Regions from separate parts of the Homo sapiens genome. Here region 2 is linked to region 1. A link is a contact called in ENCODE Hi-C or POLR2A ChIA-PET data. All regions are on one chromosome and are shown on one strand. Each heading gives the region's core, a stretch centred on a gene start or an enhancer-like site at or near the end of the contact. The rest is flanking DNA. Distances are from core to core; before and after follow the strand shown. Region 1 holds the start of ZNF280C (zinc finger protein 280C). Region 2 holds the start of ELF4 (E74 like ETS transcription factor 4).

Region 1 (6,386 bases), core at 759-3,258:
GATATGACAAGAGAATTTGAGAGAAATTTTATTACCCTGGGGACTAGTGGGGGTAAGTGAGGGAGGGCTGGGTGCTGCAAACAGGTCTGGGCTGGTTTCAGAGGCAGAGGAAGTTGGATGGGCCTTTATAGCATCTAGGAAGTGGGGCTGGTGAAAATGCCGCACAGGCTGTAGATTTGCAAGTTTTAAATTTCTCAACTGCACCAATTTTTGTTGCCAGTTTTAAATTTCCCACCAATGCCAAAGAAGGAGGCAGGCTGGAGAATCACAAGTTTTAAATTTCCCACTACAGCCAAAAGCAGAGTCATGCGGCTGTAGATTTGCTAGTTTTAAATTTCCTGCTGGCATCAAAGGAAAAGGTGCCCGGACTTTCTTATCACCCTGACCGGAAGCAGGGACCAACTATGCATGCTCCAAGATTTTGGGACTTTTCACTGTTTTATTTTGATTATTCTCTGTCTTTTCCTGTAAAGCTTATTTTCAGGGTCAGAAGCAAATAGCTGTATAAATAAGAAAGAAAAAACTAGCTCAAATAAAAAAAATGGTAGGATTCAGTGACAGGATTTACGTGTGTGTTATGTAAGCCACACGATATTTTCAGTCTGGGCAACTCTTAAGAGATGAATTGGGCCAGGCGTGGTGGCTCACGCTTGTAATCCCAGCACTTTGGGAGGCCGAGGCAGGCAGATCACCTGAGGTGGGGAGTTCGAGACCAGCCTGACCAACATGGAGAAACCCCGTCTCTACTAAAAATACAAAATTAGTCGGGTGTGGTGGCGCATGCCTGTAATCCCAGCTACTCGGGAGGCTGAGGCAGGAGAGTCACTTGAACCCGGGAAGCGGAGGTTGCGGTGAGCCAAGATCACGCCATTGGACTCCTGCCTGGGCAACAAGAGCGAAACTCCGTCTCAAAAAAGAAAAAGAGAGATGAACCAGTACTGCTATAAACCTTGTGGAGAAATTTGGGAGAAGAAACTTTTACAGTTCAAAGCACAATGTCTAGAAAATGTTTCTGTAAGCAGTATTTTGGCAAGTGTTTTTCTTGTAAATGTATTTACAAGTTCCAGTGATTCTCCCGCCTCAGCCTCCCAAGTAGCTGGGATTACAGGCATGTGCCACCACACCCTGCTAATTTTGTATTTTTAGTAAAGATGGGGTTTCACTATGTTGGTCAGGCTGACTGGGGTTCAGAGAAGGAGGAGGAGAAAGGCGAGGAGGAAAGGGAAGTGGTCTCAAACTCCTCACCCCAGGTGATCCACCCACCTCAGCCTCCCAAAGTGCTGGAATTAGAAGTGTGAGCCACCGCGGCCAGCCCACGGACGGACGGCTGGTACTTACATGTGCACAAGTGCAGCTACTTTACTTACCGTCGAAGGCAGCGGAGGAAGTGTAATTGACTAGCGTGGATGCAGCTTTTCTAAGCAAACGCTCGATTTAACCTGGAGTTGTCATCCCACAAAATACATTGTACCTGACTACAGAGAAACATGAATTCTGGGTCTTCCTTGTGTGTAAGAGTAAATGTATTTTTCCTTAGCATTTTTTGTACCTACTATAGGCATCCATATGGCAATTAGAAGTAACAGAGAGACAAGCAAAACCATATGTTTAAAACAAAAGGTAAAAATAACTAGTATTTTGAGACGTGTTTCAAGTACAGTATTTCCAGAAAACAATATATTTATATTTTTAACTCGTGTCTTTAGCCCTCACACACAAGGAAGACCCAGAATTCATGTTTCTCTGTAGTCAGGTACAATGTATTTTTTGGGATGACAACTCCAGGTTAAATCGAGCGTTTGCTTAGAAAAGCTGCATCCACGCTAGTCAATTACACTTCCTCCGCTGCCTTCGACGGTAAGTAAAGTAGCTGCACATGTGCACATGTAAGTACCAGCCGTCCGTCCGTGGGCGGTTAAAAGGCCCCGGATGTTCAGGGGGTGGAGTCGGCGTCTACCCATGAGGCAGCGCGTGCAGTTATATACTTCTGCCCCCGGCTGAGACGCCGGTTCCGCGCTGGAAGTCTCCGGGGGAGTCGCTGTTGCTGAGGCTGTCGCCTGAGGTTTTTCGCGCTCCTCCCTTTCCTCCTCCTCTTTCTCCTCCTCCTTATCCGAACCCCAGTCAGACCGATCTGCTCTGCTCTCGGTAAGCGGCCCCCGCCCCCGCCTGTGCCGCGCGGAAGGAGGCAGCAGCTCTCCCGCGCGGCCGAGGCAGCCTTCCCCAGAGGGCGGTTCTGAGGGCGGCTGGCTGAGGGTCTCTATGCCGGTGCGGATCGACGGGGGTGCGGGGGAGGGGACAGGCTTGGCGGCGTGGTAGCTGGTGGGCCACCATCTTGCGCCGGGCCCTGAAGGGGGAGGGTTTTCTGGAGGTAGAGCCTGGCGGCCCGCGGCGGGCAGTGGTTTCGCGGGCCGCGGCAGCTGCGGCAGCCTTCTCACCTCCTGAGTCCTGTCGGTCTGTTTCCAACCCGGTTTGGGCTTTTCATTCTGGAGGCAACTCCCTTTCGTCTTTTGTACGGTTGATACTGATGTTTGACGGAGACCCGCCCACCCTCAAGTCTCTTCAATCAAACGAAAAGAGACTTGAGGGGATTCCGAACTTTCAGGCATCAGAGACCCTGTGACCCCTTCTTTCTGCGCAGGTTCCCCCCACACAGGACCGGTCATTCCATGCCCACAACCTTGTTCTGGCCAAAGGGACTTCCCTTCTCTGTCACAGAAATCGTGCTCTATTCCGTTATTGTCTAGAGGATAAGAGCCCTGAGGAGAAACGTGGAGTTAAATACACTATATTCTAACTAGGAGGTTTGCAGGTTTTACTTAAAGAGATGGAAAAAATTATGCTGAGGTATACTCCTGCTCTAGAGATGGAGGGAGTTCCTTTCAACTTCTCTCAGGTTTTAATGCTTTTTTAAGGAGAAATTCGAGAGGAAATTGTCAAGTGAACCAGCTTCTGCAAGCACGGGAGACCTTCATCCAGGGGATTCTCTTTGTTTGGAAAGATTTGTTAGTTTTGTGGAGTTTTTTAAATCTGCGACCTTAAATTTTTTTTACTATTGTTTTCAGGTTTGGACTATGAGTTGTAATGTCTTTTAGTGCCCCTAAACATAAAATAGAAACCTAGAAGTAGAGTTTTAAACTGCAAAAGTCTCCTCTTAGTATTTGTGAGGTGTCCTGGTTTGGGGGTTACTGTGCAAACTTAATCTCCTTACGCAGAAACTTCACTGAGCCTACAAAGGCACTGATTTGCTTGTAAAATTAGGGCTGTGTACCTTTGATGTTTCTACAGCAGTACAGATTCCATTATAATCGTATCTTGCATTTGTATATTTCATTGGTAGCACCCCTTTTGAGATGGGCTGTAGGGTGTCGTTAGAACTGTTTGAAGATGAGGAAACAGCCTCAAGGACAGAACTTTACCGAGGTCATGTGCCTAGGAAGTGATGGAACCAATTCTTAAACCTAGGCTTTCTGACCCTCATCCAATGTTCAATTTGGTATATTATGTCTCACTTTTTGTGAGAGTGAGGTGGTCACGGAGAATAAGCAAGGAGGCTCACTTAAAAGTTTTAAGAAGTATTATTCAATTCCTTTTTCCTTTATATTTTTATTTTTAAGGCTTCATTTTTTTTCGACTTTTTCATACTTTAATATTATTTCTAAGCATGTTGAAGAGTTGAAGAATATCCTATTGAAAAAGTTCTTAGGTTGAATAACTCCAAATCTCAGCTACTTGGTTTTCAGTGAGTTTGTCTTAAGTAGTGATTCAAAAAGATTTGATTTCCTCAGTAATTTTTTTTTTTTTTTTTTGAGACGGAGTCTCGCAATGTCGCCCGGGCTGGAGTGCAGTGGCGCGATCTCAGCTCACTGCAACCTCTGCCTCCCGGGTTCAACCGATTCTGCTACCTCAGCCTCCTAAGCAGCTGGGGTTACAGGCCCTTGCCACCACGCCCGGCTAATTTTTGTAATTTTAGTAGAGATGGGGTTTCACTATGTTGGCCAGGCTGGTCTGGAACGCCTGACCTCGTGATCCACCCACCTCGGCCTCCCAAAGTGCTGGGATTACAGGAGTGAGCCTCCATGCCCAGCCTTCCTCAGTAATTTGAATCAAATATATACGTCTAGACTTTTTTTCCCAGTGCTCTGTACATTCAGAGAAACATCACTAGTAATGAACTGTAGAAATGACTCCTGAAAGTAGAGTATTCGTCTAGACTTTATTCATTTGCTGCAAAGTAGTTTTCTTTTAAGGAGTTTTTTTTTTCATTTTTTTGTTTCCTTTTTAACTTTTTATTGGCAAATGATAATTGTGCGTATTTATGGGGTACAATGTGATGTTTTGATATGTATACATTATTGAAAGAGGCTAACATAGCCATCACCTTACCAATTTATCATTTTGTTATGAGAATGTTAGAAATTATTTTAGCAATTTTGAAATATACAATACATTATTAGTATTAGCTGTGGTCACCTTGTAGTGCAATAGATAACTAAAACTTATTCCTCCCATCTAATTAAACTTCGTACTCTTGGATCAACATCTTTTCCCCATCTGTCCCACCCCTGAACTCCCAAGTCTCTGGTAACCATCTTTCTACTCTCTGTTTCTATGAGATAAAGTTGTTTAGATTCCACATGTGAGATCATACAGCATTTTTCCCCAGAGAATAAGAGAATCCAGCTGCTTTTTATTAAGATAAATATTAAAGACATTTGCAAAAATGTAAATCAATATTACTTTTCTCATTAAATTTGTTTTTTAAAAGTTATTCTCATTAAAAGTATTTTTATTAACTTGTAATGGGCTTATAAATATTTTAAATAAAAACATTTGAAATCTGTCTCAGTTTCAATTTCTAATATGGGAAATATCAACACATATTGTCCATATAAACATAAAGCTCATTGGGGTTCTCATTAAGTTTTAAGTGAAAAGAAATCCTGGGATAAAAGAGTTTGAGAACTACTGATGTGATGCAGTTTATTTATGATATGATTTTAATTGAGCTCTTCATGTGAACTAGATTTGTTTTCTTTAAGTGCTTGTATTCATCAACTTAACGGTATGACTTCAGGTAAGGAAGGAGAAGTTGAGAAAAATAGTGCAAAGTACTGTTGAGGAATATTTCACTTGCTTTATTTAATGTTCACAGTAGTGCTGCAAGGAAGGTATTACTGTTTTCGTTTTACAGATAGAAAAACTAAGGCTTACAGAGGTTGATTATACTTACAGATTTGGCAGCCAGGAAGTGGTAGACCAGAAATTCCCACTCAGGTTGTCAGCCCCTATGTCCAGTGTTCCCATCAATGCACTTACTTACATTTTCCCTGGTGGATAAGTTTTACTCGTATAAAAAGCAAATTGATTAATAATACATACTTCTTGAGGTTACTTTAGGAATTAGTGATTATAGAATATCTTATGAAACTTACATAAAATATTTACTATACAGATTGGCTTCAAAAGGCCAGTAATTGTACATTAGTCTTTTCCCCATATTATATCTTTTACATATGAATTATAATAAAAGCGTATGCCTATAAAGTCTATACCCTGAGTATAAAGTAAAACTTCTTTGTAGAAGTATATTTTATTATAGTGCCCCATCCCAAAGCTGACATAAAATGTTTTAAAATATAGGCAAACTTTGCAAAGTATTATGCTAGTGAGTTTTAAATCTTAGTGTAAACCAGCTATTTTCTACAAATAGATGAAGTATGAAAATTAACAGAGACAAAAGTTGAAAATGAATAAGGATAAAATAATAAAGTTATTAAATGTCTTCTCAAAATGTACCTGGACTTCATGTGTTCAGGCTTTCAGAAAAAAAGATAATTTGCATAGTATAAAAACTTGGACAAAGAAAATATGAAGAGCCTCTATTTTCTTTCTGAATTGTATGTAATTTGTTCCCAAAACCTACTTTGAAAGTTTGAATCGTTGAGATGCCAGTCAAATTGTCTAAGGAACCAAGATATAATCCAGTTTTCTTGGATTTGCGTACTATACCAATTCTTGTTATAAGAAAAACATTTCACAGACACCCCTGAACTTAAAATGTTTGAAACATTCTCAGAGTTCTTACACAACCATAAAACAAAGCAGTCAAGTGAAACTACAAAACCATTGCCATTTGAATCAGCTTTCATATATTGAATGAGTATTTTGCTGAGTCACTGCCTACCTACTTCTATTGAGTTTTTCATACCTACTGATATATACTATATATATAATATATTCCCTACTTATATATAAATAATAGCAAGGTTTTTTATTTGAACCCTTTCAGTACCTTCATTTCTATAGCTAACCATATGGTCATTGCCCTTCATTTAGTGCAAATGCGTCATTTATGTATATAAGGTTGGTCACCCAGAGAATCCCCA
Region 2 (6,269 bases), core at 1,785-4,284, 160 kb after region 1:
AATCGCTTGAACCCAGGAGGCAGAGGTTGCGGTGAGCCGAGATCACACCATTGCACTCCAGCCTGGGCAAGAAGAGTGAAATTCCGTCTCAAAAAAAAAAAAATCTAAACTAAAAGAGTATAACTGGATTGTATATAACACAAAGAAAGAGGCCGGGCGCAGTGGCTCACGCCTGTAATCCCAGCACTTTAGGAGGCCGAGGCGGGTGGATGACGAGGTCAGGAGATCGAGACCATCCTGACTAACACAGTGAACCCCTGCCTCTACTAAAAAATACAAAAAATTAGCCGGGCATGGTGGCGGGTTCCTGTAGTCCCAGCTACTCAGGAGGCTGAGGCAGGAGAATGGCATGAACCCGGGAGGTGGAGCTTGCAGTGAGCCGAGATCGCGCCACTGCACTCCAGTCTGGGAGAAAGAGCGAGACTCCATCTCAAAAAAAAAAAAAAAAAAAAAGAAGGAAAAAAAAAAAAGAAAAAGAAAACACACAAAGAAAGGAGAAATGCTTGAGGTGACAGATACCCCATTTACCCTGATGTGATTATTACACATTGCATGCCTGTATCAAAACATCTCATGTAACCCATAAATACACACACCTACAATGTACCCATAAAAATAAAAAACAAAAATAAAAAAATTAATTTATTTAATTTATTTATTTTTTTGAGATGGAGTCTCACTGTGTCATCCAGGCTGGAGTGCAGTGGCACGATCTCGGCTCACTGCAACCTCTGCCTCCCAGGTTCAAGTGACTCTCCTGCCTCAGCCTCCCGAGTAGCTGGAACTACAGGCATGCACCACCACACCGGCTAATTTTTGTATTTTTAGTAGAGATGGGGTTTCACCATGTTGGCCAGGCTGGTCTTGAACTCCTGACCTCAAGTGATCCACCCCGCTCGGCATCCCAAAGTGCTGGGATTACAGGCATGAGTCACCACACCCAGCCTAGTTTTTGTTTTTGTTCTGTTTTAAAGAAGAAAAGTGAGGCTCAGAGAGTTTAAGTGACTTGCCTGAAGTCACACAGCTGGTAAATAGTGAGCTGGAATAGGAACCCAGGTCTGTCTGAGGTTACAGACCACTGAGCTCTTAGCAAAATGGGAAAGTGTGTGTGTGTGCACGCGTGTGCAGACGTGTCTGTCCATTCGTGAATTTCAAAGTCAAGGTAAAGAGGGCTTAGGGACATCCGGAACCTACCCCAAATTTGAGAGGGGACCTCGTGGATGAGAGGCCAGCAGAGAACTGTGTGTCTCCAGGATCTGGAATCCCCTGGGAAAAGCATGCCCGCTTGGAAAAGACAAAGTGCTTGTTTTGGGGACTTGATTCTGAGTATCCAGGAGGTCTCAGGGGCCGGCGCCCCAGTCCAGCCACAGGATCTTTCCTTGGGAACTTGTAATCTGCAGCTGCCTTTGTGGCCATCATCCACCACCACTCCTGTCCCCCAGTCCTGCGCCTGAGATGATCCTTTCCCAAGGCAGGAGAAGCAGGCCGATGCTGGAGGCTGAGTAGGTCCTTCAACCTCAAGCCCTTTAGAAGGCCCCATCCCCTGGGGCTCCTTCAGTCTTGATGCTTTCTGCCAAGGCTTAGGCCTTGCTGCCCCCACCCCCAAAAAGGCCACGTGGAACTATACAGAGTAACAATTCCCAGCGCACTCTCTCCAGAGCCTCCTATCAGCAGACCCACGTAGGCGGCGGTATTGATGTTGAGGCAGGTCAGAGAGGGCAAAGGGGAGATAGAAGGGGAGCGTGCCTGAGTGGCTTTCAAGTGGGCGCGTGGAGCAGAGCAGCCTGGCTTTGGACAGGGGAAGAAAGGTAGGCATGGGCTTTCTTCCAGCACCCGAACTCTGGCTCTCTTTGCACTTGCTGGGCCAGCCCCTCTCCCCCTAGCCCTTCCCCTGACTCATATCTTGCCAGCGTCCCCCACCCCAACTTCCCGCAGGAGTCCTAGACTCGACTTCCCTAAGAAGTCGCCGAAACTCTCCAGTCACCCCAGGTGTTACGCCCAGGATTCTGCGGAGTCGGGCATATGGTTCCAAAATTGTATCCTCTGGGCATCTCGCGGCCTCACCCGCCGCACGGCCCGCCCTCCCGCTGGGGCCTGCACACCCCAGGAGCTCAATAATGTGGAGCGCAGGGCTTGGCCCAAAGGCGTCAAGCAAGTCTCCACTTGCACGGGCCGAGGGGGCTGGACGAAACCTTCCCGAGTCCGCGGGGAAGGGATTTCTCTGCGGGGCGTTGTATGGGGGCTTCGCACCGGGAAGGGCGCGGAACGAGCAGAGAGCTCGGAGTCTCGCTGGCTAGAAGCAGAGTGGGGAGCGCCCGCCCGGGCCGCGGCGCACGACGCGGGCTCTGCGGGCGCCCTGCCTCGTGGTCCCCCGGGCGCGAGCGAGCCGCGAGGGGAATGAGAGGCCGCGCGGGCCCCTGGCACGGCTCCCCATGCCGTGCTGGCGACCGCGGCGGGCGGGCCGGGGCGGACGGGCGCTGTTTCCACCGAGATGCCTCGTCCCTCCCTCGTTCCCTCCCCCACCCCGCCCGCCCGCAGTCCCTCCCGTCGGTCCCTCCCTCCGGCTCTTCCCTCCCTCCCGCCCTGCCTCCTTCGCGCCCGCCCCATCCGCCGCCTGCGGGGACGTGTGTGTCTCTACTGCATTTCCCCTTTCGCTCGCTCGTTTCGGTGCATGTCTGCGCCGGTTCGCGCCCCCTCCCCGGGCGCCCCTGCCGCCCCGTGTCTTGGCCCGGCCCTCCCCGGCGTCCGCCCCGCTCCCCGCGCGCTCCACCCCGCCCCCCGCCCCGTTTTATCAGGGGCGCCGCCGTCTCACCTGGTATTTGCATCTCTCCCTCCAACTTGCCATTGGCGGCGCGAAGTGTGGGAGAGCCCTGCGCCTCGCCCGCCCGGACCAGCCTGCCCCGGCGCCGAGGTGAGTCACGGGCGCGGGGTGGCGGGGGCAGGCGGGCGGGGAAGAAGGGCGGGCGGGGAGGAGGGCGGGGGACGGCGGCCCCGGCGGCCGCGGGGACCGACCGGGCGCCGCGCTCAACTTCCACTTCTCCTTTCGCCGGCGCCGAGTTCCTGGCGCCGCTCGCCCGGCCCGGCTTCCGAGGGGAGAGGACGGGCTGGCGGGGCTGGGGACCCGCGTCTCGGCCCCCGGAGCGGGGACCACGGAGACAGACCCCGGCCCGGCGACCGAGCTGGGCCCGTGAGCCACTCGGCCTCAGGTACGTCGATGGCGCCGGTTCTTCGAGCCTTGGGGGACGTGGAAAAGTTTGCTTGAGGGCGGAATCGAGAGCGCCGGGGCCCCGGCGTGGGGCTGGGGGCCCAGGGAAGGGCGGGAGAGTCGCGGAGTGTCGCGAGCCGCCCTGGAGTCGCCCCGCCGCGCGTGTGATGGAGAACCCGGGCTCCCGATCCCGGGATGGAAGTGGAATGGATTCCCCGAGTCGGGGAGTCGGGGTAGGGGCCCCTGTTTTCCCTCGCCCCCGGCAGCCTGGGTTCCGTGACGGGGCCGATCATGACAGCGGGCCCCCAGAAGCTGGGCGCCCGAGGGCAGAGGAGGTGGGGCGGACCGCGGCGGAGCTGCTAGATGGATCCGACTGCCCCCGGGGCTTCTGGGGCCAGGGCTTTAGGGTCACACGCACACACGCGCACGCAGACCTATGATGTGGAGAACTGGATCGCCAAAATAGAGACCTCTTGGCAGGGGCCGGAGTTTCCGTGTGAGCCAGCCGCCAGCCTTCCCGCTCCCGCGTTCCCGCTCTCCCCGACTCTCCCGCCTCCGGGTTCCCTCCTGGGCCGCCGCCTAGGGGATTCAGCAGCCGCACCGTGCGGGGTCCCCTCACGCCAGCGCCTTGCTTTGGAGGCTTGAGGGACTGCTGAGGCGGTGACCGCTTTATGAATTCCTGGCTCCTCCACCGCACCCTAACCCTGACTCCCTTTTCTCACCACCGTATGCCTGCACATCACCTTCCTGACCAGAGTCACCTCCTGACCCCTTGGCACCTCGGCTCAGCGAGGTCCTCCTGGGCCGCCCCCGCCCCGCACCATACCCCAGCTGAGGGATTTGATGGCCATTTGATTCCTGCCCCTCATCCCTCGGCCTGTGATAGAGGCCTGTCTGGTCCTGCAGCCTCTTCTGGTTAATGTTTGACAGTTCATTGTGGCTAATTATTTTAATTAGCTCTTAAAGTGGGAAAGAACAGTTAACCTTGGACTTCTCGATTTTGGCCTGGTGGGGCCTCAAATGGGAGGAGTGCTGGGGAGGTGGGGAGGTAGGAGCGGAAGTGAGGTCACCACCCCAGGGCCTGAACCACCACTGCTCAGCCCCAACAGCTGGTGGGCACGCCCATTGGGGACTCACCCCCTGCCAGCTGACCCCTGGCCCGAGTGCCAGGTTGGAGGTGGGTGAAGGGAACAGTTCTAGCTCTTCCCTTTGGGGAGACTTTGGCACTGAAAATGCCCGGGGAACACATATGCCCAGCAAGAATGCCAGTCCTTCCTTGCAGTTAGTTACACTGGGTTTTCCTGGTTATAAAGTGCTTTCTCAACCATTAATTCAGATTCAGTGCATCCAGTACAGGAGCAGCGTAGGGGGAGCTCTCTGGAGTTCAGTGAAGATTATCAGGGAGGACTTCCTATCCCAGCCAGCTGGTGTGAGGAAGAGGCTACCTTGCATCTGGTTGTTTTTGGGGCTGGATTCAGAGCCTGGGATCTCTTGTTGGGGGCAGGGGTGGGGGGGACCATGAAGCAGGCTCCATGCTACCACCCTCACCCAGCCTCTTGCTGTGAGCCGAAGGAGTGGCTTGTTTGCAACTATGTCTGGCATTCCTCCCTGTGCTGCACTGTTTGCTCGGTGGTTGCTCAGGAACTGGCGCCCACCCCTGGACAACCTAGGGGCCCAAAATTCACTCTCCCTCACCTAGTGCTAAGTGGTGACACAGTGGCTTCTGTCTTCTCTGGCATATATTGGGATCTAAAATAGAGGGTGCTGTGGTCTGTCTCTAGGGGCCTGAGTGATAGCATGTCCAAAATGCCCCTCATCTTGCAAAAATCAGGCCCTGTGCCGCACAGACCCAGCTAGACACAGGCTGAGGAGTTTGCTTTCCTGGGGAAACCTCTGCTCTTCTGCTCTTAAGCTTGGCCTTCTTCCTTTCCACATCCCCTACCCCCGCAATGTAATTTTACATCCAGTTTTTGTTTTTGCGTTTAGAGTGTTGTTTTTTTTTTGGTTTTTGTTTTTTAATTCAGGGTCTCACTTTGTCACCCAGGCTGGAGTGCAGTGGCACAGTCACAGCTCACTGTAATCTTGAACTCCTTACCTCCAGTTCTTTTTTTTTTTTTGAGATGGAGTTTCACTCTTGTTGCCCAGGCTGGAGTGCAATGGCACGATCTTGGCTCGCCGCAACCTCCGCCTCCCAGGTTCAAGTGATTCTCCTGCCTCAGCCTCCCGAGTAGCTGGGATTACAGGCATGTACCACCACGCCCGGCTAATTTTGTATTTTTGGTAGAGACGGGGTTTCTCCGTGTTGGTCAGGCTGGCCTCGAACTCCTGACCTCAGGTGATCCACCCGCCTCCGCCTCCCAAAGTGCTGGATTATAGGCGTGAGCCACTGTGCCCAGCTACCTCCAGTTCTTAAAGCCTGGCTGTCTAGGTTGAAATCCCAGCATTGTTATTTACTAGCTATGTGATCCCAGTCAATTGTATGCCCCAGTTTCCTTATCTGTCACATGAGACCACTTTATAACACTTTGGTGAGGATCAAATACATGAATGAATACATATAAGATGCTTATTAGAACAGCACATGGCACACAGTAAGTGCTAGCTGCCCTTACGATATTGCCTAATGCAGCGCCTAAAACTCAGATTCAATTCAGCAAACACTTGCTCAGAGCCGGTCCTAGTACCAGACCCCAATGAAGTGGCAGTGAGGAAAACATGGATGTGAGGAAGACACCACCTGCCTTCCGGGATTGTGTGTACCTTTTCGTGTGGGCTGGAGTCAGAGCAGGTGTACAGGAAGGGGTCAGGGAGAGGGGATATGTCATCTATATAAATAATTGTAATTGGAAGCCAGGATCAAATTCCTGAGCCAGTGTGGGGGATCAAGCACCCTAGACTTGGGGGCTTCTCTTTGCCTGAAGACCCTGGCCAGATTCTGGTCTAGATGCACCTCCCACCCTCCCCACACACAGAGTCTTGCCCTAGGATTTGGGTGAATGAGAGGGAAAGGAACACTGGTTTTCTTTTCTTTTCTTTTCTTTTCTTTTTGAGATGGAGTCTTGCT

Evidence for each region. A loop is a pair of places that touch in the nucleus more often than their neighbours do. ChIA-PET counts read pairs that join two places held with the same protein, here RNA polymerase II (POLR2A). Pooled maps may share reads with other maps.
Region 2: a map of Caco-2 shows a loop between it and region 1 (24-fold over the local background). The contact joins the promoter of ELF4 here to the promoter of ZNF280C in region 1. A Hi-C loop is called at or near these places in 2 of 168 maps with a recorded cell type or tissue (Caco-2 and naive thymus-derived CD4-positive, alpha-beta T cell), 4 of 37 single-sample maps with no recorded cell type and 7 of 50 pooled maps. POLR2A ChIA-PET finds 5 or more read pairs at or near these places in 1 of 52 experiments (activated CD4-positive, alpha-beta T cell).

What each region holds. Positions count from the first base shown.
Region 1 is chrX:130,264,521-130,270,906 of GRCh38, reverse strand. ZNF280C (zinc finger protein 280C) reads left to right here and starts at 2,008. Exons shown (of 19, transcript NM_017666.5): 1 at 2,008-2,145. RefSeq lists a silencer at 2,228-2,307.
Region 2 is chrX:130,107,262-130,113,530 of GRCh38, reverse strand. ELF4 (E74 like ETS transcription factor 4) reads left to right here and starts at 3,034. Exons shown (of 9, transcript NM_001421.4): 1 at 3,034-3,206. It also overlaps a transcript of RAB33A not described here. RefSeq lists silencers at 2,303-2,422, 2,493-2,542, 2,553-2,602, 2,853-3,002, 3,083-3,152.